2 separate regions of the Homo sapiens genome follow, and region 1 is linked to region 2. A link is an interaction called in ENCODE POLR2A ChIA-PET data of the cell type or tissue named here. Cell type or tissue: endothelial cell of umbilical vein. All regions are shown on one strand.

What was found. ChIA-PET counts read pairs that join two places held together with the same protein. Peaks named below come from ENCODE experiments on the same cell type or tissue, not always from the same donor. Only the 100,000 strongest peaks of a DNase experiment are listed, where the experiment ranks them.
Region 1: POLR2A ChIA-PET joins it to region 2 with 6 read pairs; 5 of 35 experiments call an interaction of 5 or more read pairs at or near these places.

The regions. Positions count from the first base shown.
Region 1 is chr15:40,949,480-40,951,979 of GRCh38, reverse strand. No RefSeq gene overlaps it. Among named protein-coding and RNA genes, the nearest start is that of CHAC1, 2.7 kb to the left of the region's middle. In endothelial cell of umbilical vein, no CTCF peak of the experiment used is centred here; no DNase peak of the experiment used is centred here.
Region 2 is chr15:41,205,840-41,208,339 of GRCh38, reverse strand. All of the region lies in intron 7 of EXD1 (exonuclease 3'-5' domain containing 1), which reads left to right. Among named protein-coding and RNA genes, the nearest start is that of EXD1, 24 kb to the left of the region's middle. In endothelial cell of umbilical vein, no CTCF peak of the experiment used is centred here; no DNase peak of the experiment used is centred here.

The sequences.
Region 1 (2,500 bases), 260 kb after region 2:
GGTTATTCCTTTCTTTTTCGCTTTCTCTCCATTTCCCACATTCAGTCTCCCTCTTCTCTTCTATCCTGTCCCCTTTCGTTCATATGAGCACCTCCTTTGTTGGTAGCTTCTTAGAAGAATGTCCTCTTTTCCACTCACCAGCTGTGGGTTGTAGTCCGGGAAGTGGGAAACTGGTATCCACATATTGCTGAAGTATCTGAATTGGCACAAACAACCCTTTGAGAAAGCAGCTTGGTGATACAAGTCAAGAATCACAAAATATCCCTGCCCTTTGACCCAATACTCCTTCAGGAAATTATTCAAAATACGGGAAAAGCCATATGCCTGAAGATTTTCAATGCATTGTTACTTTTTTTTTTTTTTTTTTTTTTTTTTTTTTTTTTTGAGGTGGAGTCTCTCTCTGTTGCCCAGGCTGGAGTGCAGTGGCACAATCTCGGCTCACTGCAACCTCCGCCTCCCAGGTTCAAGCGATTCTCCTGCCTGAGCCTCCCGAGTAGCTGGGACTACAGGCACCTGCCACCACGCCTGGATAATTTTTGTATTTTTAGTAGACACGAGGTTTCGCCATATTGGCCAGGCTGATCTCAAACTCCTGATTTTGTGATCCGCCCACCTTGGCCTCCCAAAGTGCTGAGATTACAGGCGTGAGCCACCACGCCCGACCTTTACATATTATAGCAAAAACAAAAGAAGAAAAACTACTTAAATATCCAAAATTAGCTAAATGTTTAAGGAAATTATGTCAATTTACCATTCACATGACAGAAAAATGTGCACATACACACACACACAAACACAAAGAAAACAACCTAAATACCCAGCAATAGATAATTAGTTACATAAATATGATATAGTCCATTAAATTTGTGCAGACATTAGAAACAATATGTATGTTGGGCCGGGTGCAGTGGCTCACGCCAGTAGTCTTAGCACTATGGGAGGCCAAGGTGGGCAGACTGCCTGAGCTCAGGAGTTCGAGACCAGCCTGGGCAACATGGTGAAACCCCGTCTCTTCTAAAAATACAAAAAAAATTAGCCGGGCATGGTGGCAGGTGCCTGAAATCCCAGTTACTCGGGAGGCTGAGGCAGGAGAATTACTTCAACCCAGGAGGCAGAGGTTGCAGTGAGCCAAGATCCCACCACTGCAGTCCAGCCTGGGCAACAGAGCACGAGTTTGTCTCGGGAAACAAACAAACAAAACAAACAAAAAAAACGTAGTAAACATGTGTATGATTGCATATTAAGGCAAAAATGCAAAATATAAATTTTCACATGAACTATGATTAAAACTTAAAAACAGTAACAATAAAGATAGGGAGGCAGCAAATACTAGTGTGTTGGGATTGTGAGCAATTCTTTCCTCTATTTTCCAAGTTTTATGAAAAGTAATTTTTAAATAATAATAAGTTAATTTTTGCTGGGCGTGGTGGTTCACACCTGTAATCTCAGCACTTTGGGAGGCCAAGCAGGAGGATCACTTGAGCTCAGGAGTTTGAGACCAGCCTGGGAAACATAATGAAACCTCATCTCTACAAAAAAATTTTTAAAAATTAGCCGGGCTTAGCAACATGCACCTGTAGTCCCAGCTACTCAGGAGACCGAGGCAGGAGGGTTGCTTGAGCCCAGGAGGTCGAGGCTGTAGTGAGCCATGATTGTGCCACTGCTCTCTAACCTGGGCAACAGAGCAAGATCCTGTCTAAAAAAAAAAAAAAAAGTTACTTTTAAAGAGTCATTAGTGGTTTTCTGGAGGGGGAGGGATGGATAGCATACCTGAAACATTTAGGGAACATTTTCATGATGCCCGTTCTCAGACCTCCTCCCACCCTGACCAAAGTCCCAGTGTTTCATAACTCTTTTGGCAATGTCCTCAATAACCTGATCTTGCTCCTGGCAGAGTCAGACACTCCCTCCTCTACACTCCCACAACACTTTACGCCACTGCAGTTTACTTATCTGTCCCTTCCAACTCGTGCTTACAACAGAAACACTCATTTATTATGTGTATAACATGTGCCAGGCAATTTGCTAAACGCCTTTACATCATCCATTCTAATTACACATTTCTTCACTACTTTGTGAGGTAAATATCATTTCACAGATAAGCATGCAGGAAAGCTAGGTAAACCCTGTTGGTGACGTGGCAGAAAGTAGTGGAGCCTGGATCTGAAGGCAGCTGGGCCAGCTCCAGAGCCTCCTTGCTGGGAATCGTTTGCGTCCTGCCTCTCACTCACCTGAGCACTTCCCCAGAGTATGGTTCATGGTTGAAGGCCCAAGAGAACCAACACAAGCCAGGCATGTGGAAGATCCTCCACAAATATAGGTAGAATAAGTGAGGCTATTGCTTGGAAAAGGCCAGGGCTATATCCCATGTCCTGTGTAACACAAGTTCAACCTTGACCCTCAAAATAGGAATCTCCACAGAAGCTGGCCCAGGGGATCTGCAATGTCTCCCTGGGAACATGTCTTTCCTGTTCCCATTCCTTGCTTATTCTTGCCAACA
Region 2 (2,500 bases):
CTGGTCTCAAACTCCTGGTCTCAAGCAATCCTTCTGAGTCAGCCTAACCGCAAAGTGCTGGGGTTACAGGCATGAGCCACTGCAGCTAGCCAAGCTTAGCTTTTAGATGACTAGGTTTGAATTAGCAGCACAAATACAAATTACTTAAAACAACCCTAAACTTCCATCTACCAAAACAAAAGAGAGTAGACTTCCTGGTAACACAGGTCTGGGCAGTTCTAGGTTATTTCCTAAATTGTCCCCTTTGGTTTTCTGGGTATCAGAGGAACATGCAGTTGTCTACAGCTGTCCTTTCTTTTTGTTTTCTCTCTTTCTTTTTTTTTTTTTTTGAGGCAGGGTCTCGCTCTGTTGCATGGGCTGGAGTGCAGTGACACAATCTTGGCTCACTACAACCGCCGCCTCCCAGGTTCAAGCAATTCTTATGCCTCAGCCTCCTGAGTAGCTGGGATTACAGGCATGAGCCAACATGCCTGGCTAATTTTTGTCTTTTTAGTAGAGATGGGGTTTCACCATGTTGGCCAGGCTTGTCTCGAATTCCTGGCCTCAGGTGATCTGCCCACCTCAACCTCCCAAAGTGCTGGGATCTGGACTACAGCTGTCCTTTCTGCAACTGGAAGCAAATTAATGGACAGGTTTTCCCCAGCCAGATCCTTGGGCTTGTGTGTTTAATTTTTTAACTAAAAGCATCACGTGCACTTGTATTAAAAGCAAAAGAAAAAAATCAAATTTAAGAGAAAAAAAAACCCTCCACTCCACTTCAGAGGCACTACGTTTATTTTTTTTATTATTTTTTTTTTGAGATGAAATTTTGCTCTTGTCGCCTGGAGGCTGGAGTGTAGTGTCACGATCTCGGCTCACCACAACCTCCACCTCCCGGGTTCAAGAAATTCTCCTGCCTCAGCCTCTCCCGAGTAGCCGAGATTACAGGCATGTGCCACCACTCCCAGCTAATGTATTTTTAGTAGAGACAGGGTTTCTCCATTTTGGTCAGGCTGGTCTCGAACTCCCGACCTCAGGTGATCCACCCGCCTTGGCCTCCCATAGTGCTGGGATTACAGGCATGAGCCACCACACCCTGCCAGAGGCACTACTTTTTTTTGAGACGGAGTTTCACTCTGTCGCCCAGGCTAGAGTGCAATGGCACAATCTCAGCTCACTGCAACCTCTGCCTCCTAGGTTCAAGCGATTCTCCTGCCTCAGCCTCCCGAGTAGCTGGGACTACAGGCTCCCGCCACCACGCTCGGGTAATTTTTGTATTTTTAGTAGAGACGGGGTTTCACCACGTTGGCCAGGCTGGTCTCGAACTCCTTACCTCGTGATCTGCCCGCCTCGGCCTCCCAAAGTGCTGGGTGTGAGCCACCACACCTGGCGCAGAGGCACTACTTAAAAAAAAAAAAAAAAAAAAAAAAAGAGTTGAATAGGGCAGGCACAGTGGCTCATGCCTGTAATCCCAGCACTTTGGGAGGCTACGGTGGGCAGATCACAAGGTCAGGGGTTTGAGACTAGCCTGGCCAACGTGGTGAAACCCCGCCTCTACTAAAAATACAAAAATTAGCCAGGCGTGGTGGCGCATGCCTATAATCCTAGCTACTAATGGTGCTGAGGCAGGCGGATCACTTGGACCTGGGAGGAGGAGGTTTCAGTGAGCCGAGATTGTGCCACTGCACTCCAACCTGGGCAACAAAGCGAGACTCCTTCTCAAAAAAAAAAAAAAAAAAAAAGAATTGAATAACAGGATTGTTATATTTGTGCAGTACTTTACAGTTTACAAAATACTTTGACAAACATTAGGGGAGTCAACTACTTTTAACACATTGAAATGTAGTTTCTGCTATTTTCCTGTTTCTTTTTTTTTTTTTTTTTTTCGAGACAGGGTCTCTCTGTTGCCCAGGCTGGAGTGCAGTGGTGCAATCTCTTGGCTCACTGTACTGCATCTCTGCCTCTCAGGTTCAAGGTATTCTCCTGCCTCAGCCTCCCAAGTAGCTGGAATTACAGGCACTCACCTCTACGCCTGGCTAATTATTGTATTTTTAGTAGAGACAGGATTTTACCATGTTGGCCAGGCTGGTCTTGAACTTCTAACCTCAAGTGATCTGCCTGCCTTGGCTTCCCAAAGTGCTGGGATTACAGGCGTGAGCCACCACCCCTGGCCCGGATTTTCCTGTTTCTAATAACATGCTTATTGCTTTCTCTTGATTTATCAGTTTTACACATAATCTATTCAATTTTATTGTGATAAATAAAGATTTTGCTCCTTTATTGCACCCACTCTTCCCTAGGTCTTTCCAACTTAGTTATGTCACAATTTTTTACTAAGACAGAATTCAGAATTTATGGGAGGCTGAGGCAGGAGAATTGCTTGAACTTGAGAAGTGGAGGTTGCAGTGAGCCAAGATCATGCCCCTGCACTCCAGCTTGGGCCACAAATGAGACTCCATCTCAAAAAAAAAAAAAAAAAAAGACCAAATTTAGTCTATATGTTATTACGACTGTAATGATA